Regions from separate parts of the Homo sapiens genome. Here region 2 is linked to region 1. Evidence: chromatin loops called from intact Hi-C (ENCODE). Cell type or tissue: PC-3. All regions are shown on one strand. Links, peaks and the distances in the headings refer to the core of each region. The heading gives the core; the rest is flanking DNA.

Region 1 (8,396 bases), core at 1,676-5,675:
ATGAATACTGGCCTTATAAAACAAGAATAATATATTTTGGTTTTTAAAAACAAAAACAGAGAAATGACCAGAATTAGAATATATAAATCAGAAGAAAGGTAATTAGAGTTTGCGTTTCAAGGGCCTTGAATTATCTAATAAATAGACAAAATTATTGATTAACTTTAGACATTAACCAATGTGCTTCTGGTAATTTCTAGAGTAAACACTAAAAGAATAGCTAAAATAATGTGTAATTATTTTATTAATTAATAAATTTATTAAGTCTGATAAATTAATAAATCTAGTTATTAGAAAGAAATTAATGAAATTTAAAACAACAGAATTTAAAAGAATATTAAAAAATAGAACAGGAAGGACAAAAAGAAAACACAAAATAATATGACAATAAATCCAAATACTTTGGTAATTATAACAAATGTAAACAGACTAACGAAAGGCTTCAATTAATTAAAAACTATCAGACTAAATAAACAAAAGTTAATATATGCTATTTACAAGAGACATCTAAAAGACTCCAGAAAGTTTGAAAAAAAAAAAAAGGGATACAAAAAAGTTGACTATAAACATACCAAAGAAAGCTGCCATAGCTATATTAATTATAAACATAATGAACTGTAAAGAAATATACTATAAAGTCACGTTCATAATGACTTTAACCAGGTTAATAATCATCTAAATATATACATATTTTACACATTTCTCCACACCTCGTAATGATAAGAACAAAAGCCTTCACTTCACCAGGAGAACATATATTTAATTTTAGCATTTCAAATTGTATAAAGTAAAAATGACAGAGCTTCAAATAAAGACAGATCTATGATTAAACTGTGGGGATTTTAACATTCTTCTGATAATAATTGAGATAAGCAGACCAAAAATGAGTACAGAAGATTTGGACAACTTATTAACAACCTTGACCTAATGGAAAAACAAAGAATATCCCGTCTAATAACAATGAAGACAGCAGTATACACATGGAACATTTTTAAAAATTCAGCATATATTGGACCATTTAAAAAAAAGTCTATATAAATTTCAAAGAACTGAAATTATTTACAGCATAGTCTCTGACCTTGACGTATTTATGCTAAAAATTAATACTGAAAAGACAATTAGAAAACTTTGCATGTTTGGAATATAATAAATATTATAAGTAACAAAGGATATAATTCTAAATAATTCACAGACCAAAGAAAAAAATCATAACAAAATTTAGAAAATATTTTGAACTGAATAATGAAAATACCACATTAAAGAGAATGTGGAATAAAACTACAGTAGCAATTAGAGGGATATTTACACACCTAAATAATTGTATCAGATAAAAAGGAAAGGCTAAAAATAGCCTAAGAATTCAGCCTATTAAATTGAATAGGCTAAATAGGGTATTCAATAGGCTAACTCCATTTCAATAAGTTAGCGTAAAAAAAAGCAGAACAAAGAAATAAAATTAACACATTCTGAAATAAAAAACAAACCTACCATAGTGAAGGCAAATAAAGTTGGTTGTCTGAAAAGACAATAAAACTAACCAACCTCTGATGAAATGTATCAGGACAAAAGGTAGGAGACACAAATAAGCAATATCAAAAATGAAAAGGTTTGGGTGTAATTGCTCACACCTGTAATCCCAGCACTTTGGGAGACTGAGGCAGGAGAATGGCTTGAGTGTAGGAGACAGAGCAAGACCCTGTCTCAAAAAAAAAAAGAATGAAAGAAAAGGGCAAAATAACCATAGATACTACATATATTTATATCAAACAAGAATAAAGCTAAATGGGTTTCAATTTCAAGTAACAGCTTAGGTTATTTAGATCAATCTAATTGGTCTAAACAAACAAAAATACTGGTTAAGATATATAAAATATCTCCCTAAAGAGTTGGCAAGACAATAAGGAATTCCCAAACCAAAAGCTAAGTCGAACATATAATTAGTTTTTGCCCTAAGAACATTTGCTAATAATCCCAGAGAACCTTAATAGTGGTTTTGACAGCCTCACGGTACAAGGACAGAAATTAAAGCCTAGAACCAGCTCAAGACAGAGAGTCTAAGATACTCCAAAACATTAAGCCAAGATGCCAAAAGGCTAGACATCGTTAGGGAAGACGTGAACCAGAAACAAAATCCTCCTCCACACCTTTTGTGAGGTTGCCTTGGCACTCAGCAGAAAAAGATGGAAAATATAAATAAAAAGTAAAGAATTTATAGGCTGTAAGCACTGGCCAGCCCTTAGGTGGATTTTCATCAGAGGGGCACAAGAAATCTCAAACAATAAATTTAAAGTGCCCTGCAGTGGTAATGACTCTAATGCCATTAAGAAGTAAGTTCAAATTCTAGAGCAAGCTTGCCCAACCTGTGGCCTGCGGGCTGCATGTGGCCCAGGTCAGCTTTGAATGTGGCCCAACACAATTTTGTAAACTTTCTCAAAACATTATGAGATTTAAGCACAGACTTTTTTTTTTTTAAGCTCATCAGCTATCATTAATGTTAGTATATTTTATGTGTAGCCTATGACAATTCTTCCAATGTGGCCCAGGGAAGCCAAAAGATTGTTCTAGAGGAAGACAACCTTATAAAAGGCCTCAGGAAGTTCCCACAAATAATCTTTCAAAAAATGAGAAAAATCTTCAAAGCAGCTAGAGGATAGGAGTAGATGACAAATTACATTCAAAGGAGAAACAGTTTCCAACAGCAATAAAGGTAACCAGAAGACAACAGAATATTTTCAATAAACTGGTAACAAACCCAGAAACCTAAAATTCTATATTCATGAAGATATCTTTCAAGAATTAAGACAAACATATAGACATTTTGATAAAAGATAAAAGAGTTTGTCTCCAAAAGATGTCACTAAAAAAAATTCTAAATGATATATTTTAGGCAGAAGTAAAGTGATTACAGATGATTGTCTAGTATGTAAGAAATATGTAAAGCTATCATGTAACAATAAAAAAAAGAAAAAATTAAGAGAAAATGAAGTCACTGCATTAGATGCCTCCTAAGTACTTACAATACAGAAGAGCAAATAGTTACATAAGCACCATAATATACTGCAGTAAGTATTGTACAATACTTAGTCATACTTTTGTTAACAAGATTGAAAAATCTACACTGACTAAACAATGAAAATGGTATAAAGAAAGCCCAATAAATGCCAAGTAGAAAGATTTATGGAGTGCCTGTCACTTAATAGGCATAAATAATAATCAGCAAATAATGGGTTGGCAAATCAGGAGGCAATATGGCACAGGAATTTAAAAAGAAAGCCCTGCCTACCCACTCGTGAATGAGTAAAACGAGCGGAATCTAACATCAGGAGTGAGGGAATAGAAGAATGCCTCTTTCTTTCTCTCCAAAGTTTTCTCACAAACCCACATTTCAAAGATGAGAGGACTGGCATATAATTGAGTAAAACTGCAAAAACAAACAAAAGCCTTTAAGAAAAGTTTCAGCTTAGCTGGGCGTGGTGGTATGTGCCTGTACTCCTAGCTACTTGGGAGGCTGAGGTGGGAGGATCACCTGAGTCCAGGAGCTGGGGGCCACAGTGGACTATCATCATGCCACTGTACTCCAGCCTGGGTGACAGAGCAAGACCCTGTCTCTATAAGAATGAATAAATAAATGAAAAAATAAGAATGAGTTAATTAAGGTTAGGACTGGTGGCTCACACCTGTAACTGCAACACTTTGGAAGGCTGAGTCAAGAGAACTGATTGAGGCCAGGAGTTCAAGACCAGCCTGGGCAACAAAGTGAGACGCCGTCTCTCCAAAAAAACAACAAAAAAAATTAGCTGGGCATGGTGGCATGTGCCTGTGGTCCCAGTTACTCAGGAGGCTGAGGCCACTTGAGCCCAGGAGTTTGAGGCTGTAGTAAGCCATGATCACACCACTGCACTCCAGCCTGGGCAACAGAGCAAGGCCCTGTCTCAAAAATAAAAAAACAAACAAATATATAAAGTGTCAGGAATATTCAAACTGAAGTTTAAAAAAAAGTTAAAGATGAGAATATAACTCCTTTTAAAATTCATGCTCATGGCAAGAAAATTAACAAAGAGAATACAAGCCTATAACTCAGAATAATATAATATTAATAAATGACAGAGAGAATGCAGAACGTCCTCTTCCACTAGCACCTGGTAAATACATACACACAGACACAGATGCACACACACACACTCACACGCTTCAATAAGAAACTTTAAATAGGAGTGTACAAACCTAAAGAGAGAACAAAAGTCCAAGATAAACCTCTTGGCAAGAGTAACAGAACACCACAGACACAATGAATGAGCTCAAGTTGAGAAAATAGTTACAGGACTGGAGATGAAAAAACAAGTTGGATTTTTAAAGGTGGCTATCAGTGGGGAAAATTCCTTACAAGCCAGTAAGTGTGCTTACTTTCCTCAGGAAGGTAACATAAAGGGTTATTAAACAAAGTTTAGAAGTACTTAGAAAACAGAGCTTGTTCTAAAATAAAAAACTGAATTACTAATAAGGTCATGTCAAGATAACCTCTTTTCACTTTCTGATTATTAGACTGGCAATAACATATGACAATAGTATATGGCAAAGTAAATGATGCTTTTTGCGAAGACAGAAAATTCTGAATGTTGATAAGATTTTTAACTGGATGAATTGTAGCCAATAAAGTATTGTTGAATGAATAAATTCTAACCTGGAATAAGGATTCTAATACCAATGAGCCTATCATGAGGCTTTCTGTACCCATACAGCTCTTGATGATTTCATAATTATTTTCAATTATACAAAAAAGCTAAAAGGATTTGGAATCTAATCAATCACGTTTTATATTAAGACACTGTAAGCACAGATATGGCCTAGGGCAAGTGGTTTAATCTCACTGGACCTATTTCCTCATCTAATAAGTGGACGAAATCAGTGACATTCAAACTTTCTGGCAGTCCCTCATATTAATAGTAAGAAAAATGATCCAGTGCAACTAACATGTATGTGTTTGGTGTATGTAACTAAAACAAAAGTTTCATAAAACAGAATGCTCTTATGACATAATGTGCCTAATATTTTCTAGTCTATTTCATTATTTTTAATGTAAGTTACAACCCCCCAAATTGATATCATAACCAAAAATGGGACATGAATAGAGATTTTGTTTATTTTTCTGAAACAGGGTCTTGTTCTGTTGCCCAGGCTGGAGTGCAGTAGCATGATCACAGCTCACTGCAGCCTCAACCTCCCTGGCTCAAGTGGCCCTTCTGCCTCAGCCTCCTGAGTACTGAAACTAGTGGGCACCACCATACTTGTCTAATTTTTTTTCCGTTTTTTTAGTAGAGATGAAGTCTCGCTATGTTGCCCAGGCTGGTCTTGAACTCATGGCCTCAAGCAATCCTCCCACTTCAGCCTCCCAAAGTGTTGAGATTACAGGCATGAGCTACCATGCCTGATCATGAATACAGGTTTGAAAAAATAATGGACAAGACTTCTAAAGTCATCTATATACAGCTGTACAATTTAATAAATAGTTCTCCAATTTAGATATCAAACAAAATCCATGATATCCAACCAGTAGATGATGTATACTATATCAACATAAATAGTAATGATGATCTCACAGTGACAGAACTCAGAATTATACCAAACAACTGAACACTGGGTTGAAAACAAAATGAATCTACACAGGTAAGGCTCTGCATTTAGGTTCAGAAATCCTCTCAACAGAGCCTGGCAGCAGGTGAAATGAACAAGACCTGCAGGCTTTAGTTAACTTCAAGCCTATTATGTGATCTCAGTGTAATTCACCAATTTATTGTTATCTATAAATAATACTGTTTTTAATAAATATGTGTGATATAAATAAATATTTTGGTACTATGCAGATCAAAGGTAATCTGAGATCAAATTTAATCTGGATCAGAGTGATCAGTTGTAGTCCCCATCCATGTAACATAAAAGAACAAAATATTGATATTATATGCGTTGATATTAATATACATTTTACTGAGTATAATTTCCCCAATATAGTATGCTAAGTATTTTTCTTTATCTCATTTAATACTCAAACAATTCTATGAGATATGTGGTGCTATAGTTTGAATGTGTCCCCCAAAAAGCACATGTTAGAAACTTAATCCCCAATGCAACAACGTTCAGAAGTGGGACCTTTAAGATGTGATGAGGCCAGGAGGGCTCTATTTCATTAATGCCATTATCACAGAAGTGGGTTCTTCATCTAAGGACAAGTTCAGCCTCCTATTGCTCTCTCTCTCTTGTCCTCTCTTTGCTCTTCTGCCATGGGATGATGGGGCAAGAAGGTCCTATCAAATGCCAGCCCCTTCATCTTGGGACTTCCCAGCCTCCAAACCCATAAGCAATATATTTTTGTTCATTAAAAATTACCCAGTCTTTGGTACTGTGTTATAGCAGCACACAACAGACTAAGATAGTATTATCTCCATTTAAAAATAAAGAAACAATCTTAGAAAAGTTAAATATCCTACCCAGGTCACACATGTTGTTAGTGGGTAAATGCTCAAATCAGGAACTGAACGCAGGTCTTTCTGAAGAGAAACTATGACCTTTTAACTCTTTTTTAAAAAAATTTGGGCCGGGTGTGGTGGCTCACGCCTGTAATCCCAGCCGAGGTGGGCGGATCACGAGGTCAGGAGATGGATACCATCCTGGCTAACACAGTGAAACCCCGTCTCTACTAAAAATACAAAAAATTAGCCAGGTGTGGTGGCGGGCACCTGTAGTCCCAGCTACTCGGGAGGGTGAGGCAGGAGAATGGCTTGAACCCGGGAGGCGGAAGTTGTGAGCTGAGATCGCGCCACTGCACTCCAGCCTGGGTGACAGAGTGAGACTCTGTCTCAAAAAACAAAAATCAAACAAACAAAAAAAATTATTTCTCTTTACTGAGATTCCCAAAAAGCTGGAAGTCTGTGTTTATTAAACTCCTATTTCTTATCAAACTTTTATTAAAAAGTTCATTAAAGGATCTATGGCTATAACAACTATTTAACATATATGTGGACCACTAAATTCAGGTAAATTAATAGAAAATATATTAAAATGTTTAATAAAATGTAAACATATTTTAATTAATAATAACAATGATCGTTTTCTACCACAATATTTTACCAGTGTCTCTTTACCTTATTAGTGATGGCTCACTACTATAAGCACTCAGAAGTTAATTCAGTGAACCCTAAAAAAGCTGACAGCCAAATGCTTCAATTCAGGAAATAGTAATAAACTGATTCCTAATACAGTCTTTTTTTTTTTTTTAAGATGGAGTCTCACTCTGTTGTCCAGGCTAGAGTACAGAGTTCAGTGGCGTGATCTTAGCTCACTGCAACCTCTGCCTCCCAGGTTCAAGCAATTCTCCTGCCTCAGCCTCCTGGGTAGCTGGGATTACAGGCATCCACCACCACGCCCGGCTAATTTTTTTGTCTTTTTAGTAGAGATGGGGTTTCACCATGTTGGCCAGGCTGGTCTTGAACTCCTGACCTCAAGTGATCCATCCACCTCAGCCTCCCAAAGTGCTAGGATCACAGGCATGAGCCACTGCGCCCGGCCCCTAATACATTCTTTAGTTGCATTTGGACTTGGAAAATATTTCTTCAAATCCTATTTCAATGCACAAAAATACACATTTTTCTTACCATATCCACTAGCATATCATTAATTTCTTTCTCTAAACAAGTGATCAAAATTATCCAATGCTGGGAAGGAGTTAAACTTCACCATCACAGTTCAATCTTTAGAAATCCTATTATCTACTCAGGCACAGTGGTGTAGTCCCAGCTACTTGGGAGGCTGAGGCACGAGAACTCCTTGAACCCTGGAAGTGGAGGCGGATGCAGTGAGCCAAGGTTGTGCCACTGCACTCCAGCCTGGACAACAGAGCAAGACCCTGTCTCAAAAAAAAAAAAAAAAAAAGAAAAAAAGAAAAAAAAAAAGAAAAGAAACCCTATTATCTTATCCTCAACATTCAACATTAAAAATCCTATTTTGGCTCTATTCCGGAAACTAAAAAGTCACAGAAGTAACTTTTTATTGACATCGTATTATGAATAAATGTTTTCATCTCATCCTATATTTCAAAAACTTACATGAGCACCTTTTGTTTTTATAATATACTTCAGAAATGGAAACCAAAGCCTTGACTCAAGATATTTTCAGGAAGATGAAACAATTTTCACTTGATTATTATAGTTTTAATTATATTCATAATTTGTATTACATTCAACAATTAATCATGATTAGGAAGCAAAATGTTGACTACCAACTCTTTTTTCTGAATAAAACAATGTCAGCAATTACATTACAGTACAAGTTATTTTATTCTACTATCACTTAAAACTTAGTTTTTCCTTGATGCTCAAAGCTAGTACTGTGTCAGCGCTGACATA
Region 2 (5,825 bases), core at 1-4,000, 69 kb before region 1:
CGAGGCGTGGGGTTTTGCGGGCCCTGACCGCTGCGGCGCCGCTGGTGAGGAACACGCCCAGGAGCAGAGGAAGGGGGCGACTCACCCGTCGGCGTCAGCTCCAAGCAAGGCACAGGGAGTCCCGGGGGCCAGGCCCCGTCCTTCCCTCTCTCTCCGGCCAGCCTCCCCACAGTCCGCAGTCCCCGAGGCCTGGAGCCGGGATTTCGGTCCTCGGTCTCAAGAAGCTCCCGACAGTTCTCAGCAGCGCCAACCAGGCCATCAGTCCCTTCGCCCATGGCCAATCAGGGCTCGGGAGATGACCGCCAACCCCCGCCCCCCCAAGACACGCCCCCGCGTCCCAACGCAGCCAGTCAGAGCGCGGGACACAACTACGCGTCCCTCCCCGCACCACGAGGGCGAGTCGGAGTGGGAATCGGCTTTCCAGGCAGCCCAGCCTGTGCTGGCGGGGGCATCTGGCATTTTCACACCCTTTCCTTCCCAGCATTTTAGGAAGCGGAGTTCCAGTAGCTTTGACGCTTAGAAAATATAAGAAAAAAAAGAAGTAACAGAAACCGCTATATCTTTAAGATAGAGCCAATCACTGTTCCCAAAATAATTCAGTTAGGTAAAGAACCAACTTACAAAAGAAATGTTTAAAAAACCCCCAAAGTTCTTTGAAACACATCTGAACTCTTCCCCGCCCCCACCCTACCCCAGCAGTTAGCGACTGTCTTTAAAAGCCATTCTCCTTTCTCTCCCTCCTTGCCACCTTCACCTAAATACTCCCCTTTTCTGATAAACTGCCAAGTGGTTTCCATTCTAATTATTACCGGTGATGCCCAACCTCATACACTAAACACGTTAATTTCTCCTTAAAGCCAGGCTGAATGTCTCTCTCATTTATTTTCACATTTATCCATCCAAAAAACAAGTATTTATGGCAGGCCTGCTAAGTGCCAAGCATATTGAAACAGCAATGAGAAAATAGAGGGGGAATAAAACACATTCCCTGTCCTTATGGAGCTTACATTCTAGTGGAGGGCAGAGATATCAACAACTAATAACGTGACTAATCACACCTAGTTAAGTGTTATCGAGGACAGGGTGCCCTGAGCTGGGCCTGGTGATTCTGTTTGTGTGGAGTTGGAGTCAGGAAAACTGGTTTTCCCAGCTGGAGGTGTCTGCTGTCAGGTGTTCGTAGCACACTGTGCACAGTTCTGCCGTCGGTGGCACTGGCATACAGACTGCCCTCGCACCCTGTGGAGTGAATTCCTTGAGGCTACTGATTATTTTTTCTGTCAACAATGCTGGGCACACAGTAGGAACTCAGGAAATGTTAACTAAATCTTTGAGTCTAGTCTCACTATGCAGTTTAGGCTCAACAGGCTATATTGAGAGGAGCTCACACGTGCATTTAACTCCACTGAGTAGCAGCAAGAATCCTGGCTCCTCAAGATCACCCACCTCTGATCTCTAGGATATTCTAGAATGATCTGAGCAACTCATGTGTACAGCTGGGGGGTGTTTGTCCAGCAACTCCTGAGTTATCCGAATATAAAAACTCTATTATGCATAGATTTATTGCACACTTTTTCCTGAAATAAAATGATTTGGGGTCCAGACTAACCAAAGTGTGTCATTTGCACTTAGGAAAAGGAAATTAGGATACAGAAAAGGAAGTTAAGGAATGTAAACTCAGGACTTAGAACTGCAAGCTGCCATCACTGGTCAGGAGGGAGGGAGCAGAAATGTGCACCAGGGTGCTGGAAGCTTGTATTAGGGCTCCACGTAATTGTGCAAGGAATTACAATACATATGACCCCGTGCATTGTAATCAAAACTTGAAACTGACAAATCAGCTATGCCAACTGTATTAAATAAATGCTACTCAAAGTTTTTTCCAGCCCAAATATTTAAACAGTGCATTTCTAGGACCATATAATCAGAAAAAAAACCTTGAATGAAGAAAAGGGGAAAAGAACTTACAATTATGCATATTATGTACAAGAAAATTACAAACACATTTGAATTGTGAGAAGATCCTGAAATTTCTAGTATGTAAGAGATGCATTAAAAATACTGATAGACTTTTATATCTCAAATTTACTTATTTATTTTAAGCAAATATGAAAAACATAAGGACTTTGTACAGTTCATTCAAAACCCTGGTTCTCTCAATATAATTTTCCCAAGTTGTCAGTACAGTTTTTGGCAATAAGAATTGAAGAAGTATTTGCTGAATGAGTAAAATGTCTTAAATCCCTTAACCACAAGTAGGATTTCTAGTTAAGGGGAGAACACTGATTCGAACATCATGTATCTGCTCAAGTAGAGCATGATGACTGATGCCTTTTCTTTCCCTTTCAGTGATTCATTTTGACCACTATTTACACCAAACTGAAAAAGCTTTCCAAAAAACTCCCTAATAAAAAAAAAATCCTCTTACATTTATAAATAGCATACCAGTGCTTATGCTGAGATAGTGTTCTTTTACTGTTTATTTATTCACATTAAAACTGAATCTTTGGCCGTGCGCGGTGGCTCATGCCTGTAATCCCAGCACTTTGGGAGGCCGAGGCCAGCGGATCATGAGGTCAGGAGATCGCGACCATTCTGGCTAACGGTGAAACCCTGTCTCTACTAAAAAATACAAAAAATTAGCCGGGCGTGATGGCACGCGCCTGTAGTCCCAACTACTCGGGAGGCTGAGGCAGGAGAATCGCTTGAACCCAGGAGGCAGATGCCGCAGTGAGCCGAGATCGTGCCACTGCACTCCAGCCTGGGCGACAGAGTGAGACTCTGTCTCAAAATAACAACAAGAAAACTGAAATCTATGACCTCTTGTACGGTGATGGTAAATCTCAGGTCTATGAATTTCTCAACTCTGCACTGTACAACCAGGTCCAAAGAGTAGGATGTGAGGTACACTTACCATAAAAAACAATTAAAATATTACTTCACTTTAACAGTGGTGAAAAAAGAACGATAAAGCACAGGATTTTTTCTTATTCTTTTTCTCGGTAATGGATTTCCCACCTGCCGCCCCATCCCCGAGACAAGGTCTCACCCTGTCATCCAGGTTGGAGTGCAGTGGTGCAATCATAGCTCACTGCAGCCTCAAATCCCCTAGATCAAGCCATCCTCCCACCTCAGCCTCCCAAGTAGCTGGGACCATAGTGCACACCACCACACCTGGCTAATATTTTTGTTGTTTCCTTTTGTAGAGATGGGGTCCCAAGATGTTGTTCAGGCTAATCATTTTTTTTTTTTTGAGACAGAGTCTCACTCTGTCGCCCAGGCTGGAGTGCAGTGATGTGATCTCGGCTCACTGCAAACTCCGCCTCCTGGGTTCATGCCTCAAGTGATTCTCCTGCTTCACTTCAGTTTCCCAAAGTGCTAGAATTATAGGCATGAGCCACCCTGCCTGGTCTTCTTTACTTTTTTTTTATTTTTATATTGATTTTTTAAAAATAGAGATGGGGTCTTGCTAAGTCTCCAGGGCTGGTCTCAAACTCCTGGCTTTAAGTGATCCTCCCGCCTCAACCCCACAAAGTGCTGGGATTACAGGCAATGAGCCACCACACCCAGCTCAGATGAGGTCTTGATCTGTCCACCCAGGCTGGAGTACAGTGGCACAATCATAGCTCACTGCAGCCTTGACCTCCTGGGCTTCAGTGATCCTCCCACCTCAGCCTCCAAAAGTGCTGGGATTATAGGCGTGAGCCACCACACCTAGCCTCAGTAATGGAATTTATTGATCATTGTTAATTCACTATCCAGGATATTTTTAAAAATGCATATCATCTAAAATGTTATCGTTTCTGTATTTTTACTCAACTTTTATCTTCAGTTATCTTTAAATTATCATACTAAATATCTATCATGATTAATGATGGGAAAATGAAAAGCCACTGGTTATAATTCAGAATGGCAAGAACTAACCTACTAGAGAACACTAAAGGGATAATAACAATACTAATAAAAATAATGGCAGCTAACCAGAGCTGTGGCATACAGCTATGCAGACTGTGCACTGTACACGACAGGGGGTGACACAGCATGGCAGCCCTGTGGCTAACACTGAGTACCCTATCACATGCCAGCTCATAAGTATTTTACATGGAACTGAACTATAAAGCAGATACTACCCTCATCCCTATTTTATAGATAAGAAGAAAGAAGACATAGAAGGTTAAACTTGCTCAAGACCTCAAAGCTAATGAATGGCAGAAATGGGCATTTGACTCGAGAGCTCACTCTATTGATTGCTAGCCCATACTGCCTGATTTATGGTTACAAATGCCATTACTTGAAAAAAGTCCCTTTAGTTTTACCTCTTTCTTGCATATAATTTTGAAAAACACTGTTTAACTAAACATATGGTAGCTGTTCCTTCAAAATGATGATGTGGTTTATAGAATCTCTTTGTAATTTGTAATCATATATCATACAGCAATACTCTCTCCCTTACCAAAAAAGAAAAAAAAACACGTACACAAGATTTCATATTTGCATATACTTTAATAACAAGTTCATTTTAGTAATAAATGAACAAAGAAACAGAGACAGAGAACTTAACACATGATACTTCCACAAGTTTGGGTCTAAAAAGGTTTACATCAAAGTTTAAAACATATACTGTCTGTGTTAACAGAGGCTACAATACCAATTTGGATTACGCACATTATCTAAAACATTATTATCAAAGAGTGCAAAGTTAGATCAAACAACATCAAGAAAATTCTGTCCTAAAATTTTAACGTCTTTTAAGAAAGTCTAAAAACCTCCTTTTTTCCCACTGACTTCAAAACTTTGAGTTTTATATCAGAATATCAATTTGTCATTTTAACTTTACCATACATGAAAAATTATCAAAAATATATCGATGGGTCTATACTAATTGTGACTGTTTATATTTACATTAAGCAAATTCTCTTGCCAAGTTCTTTATATACAAATTACCAATTGTCCTCTGTGAAATTCATTAAAAAGTTAAAAACCACAGAAATGTCATTAGAAACAACATATTTCAATATGTAACTGCTTTCCATCAATGAAGAATATTTTTAAATAACTTAATTGAAAAGTATTGAACTCCCCACCAATTTCAGCTGCAACAGTATTCCTCCTGAATGTTTTCTGTGATTTAAGGGGGAAAAAAAAACTAGGTAAAGCTTGATTGCAAATAATTCAATGACAAAAATGTGATGAGTGTTTATTGACCTTATCTTCAAGATACTTATAGTCTAATTAGGTTGACATAAAAAAACTAAGCAATAAAAAATGTAAACAGTGTTAGAAACTGAAGAAACAGAAAATTTTTAAAAACTGGCAAATCCAACGTATAAATATTTTTCATATTAATTTAAATCACAAAATGACATCCCAAATCCAATTAAATTGAATGCAGGCAAGGCTTTCTGATACTTCTAATAAGGGCCAGCATTTTAAAAAATTTTGAACTATTCCCAAATTGGAAATAATTTAGATTTTAGAAGCATCATAACAGATAAAAGAAATTTATCAACATTTAAGAGGCAAAGATTTAGGGGAAAGTTCATAAAAAGATTATATTAATGTCACTAAAATAAACAGGCCACTTTAATTGTTTTAGACTCATAGTTACATAGTAAGGAAATAAAAAAGTTGTCTTTTTCTAAGAAAAAACTTGACCACAAAATCATAAACATCTCTAATTTAAAGAGCATTGGTTCAGATGAATATAAAACTGGTGCAACAATTTCTCCAGTACAGATGCATGTCTCTTGACCAAAAATTAACTGAGTTTGTAAAAATTGCTTAAAAATTAATGCCTCAAGATTTTCTGGTTTGAAAATAGAGATTTG

The links. Peaks named below come from ENCODE experiments on the same cell type or tissue, not always from the same donor. Only the 100,000 strongest peaks of a DNase experiment are listed, where the experiment ranks them.
Region 2: a loop joins it to region 1, with 10 times the contacts of the local background. A loop is called at or near these places in 2 of 110 quality-filtered maps.

The regions. Positions count from the first base shown.
Region 1 is chr12:107,054,122-107,062,517 of GRCh38, forward strand. All of the region lies in intron 1 of CRY1 (cryptochrome circadian regulator 1), which reads right to left. Among named protein-coding and RNA genes, the nearest start is that of CRY1, 35 kb to the right of the region's middle. In PC-3, for the core only: no CTCF peak of the experiment used is centred there; a DNase peak (open chromatin) is centred at 3,250; H3K27ac peaks cover 1,221 bases.
Region 2 is chr12:106,986,884-106,992,708 of GRCh38, forward strand. MTERF2 (mitochondrial transcription termination factor 2) reads right to left here and starts at 263. Exons shown (of 3, transcript NM_001033050.3): 1 at 86-263. It overlaps CRY1 (cryptochrome circadian regulator 1), which reads right to left. Exons shown (of 13, transcript NM_004075.5): 13 at 4,481-5,118. In PC-3, for the core only: no CTCF peak of the experiment used is centred there; DNase peaks (open chromatin) are centred at 288 and 2,298; H3K4me3 peaks cover 917 bases; H3K27ac peaks cover 1,154 bases.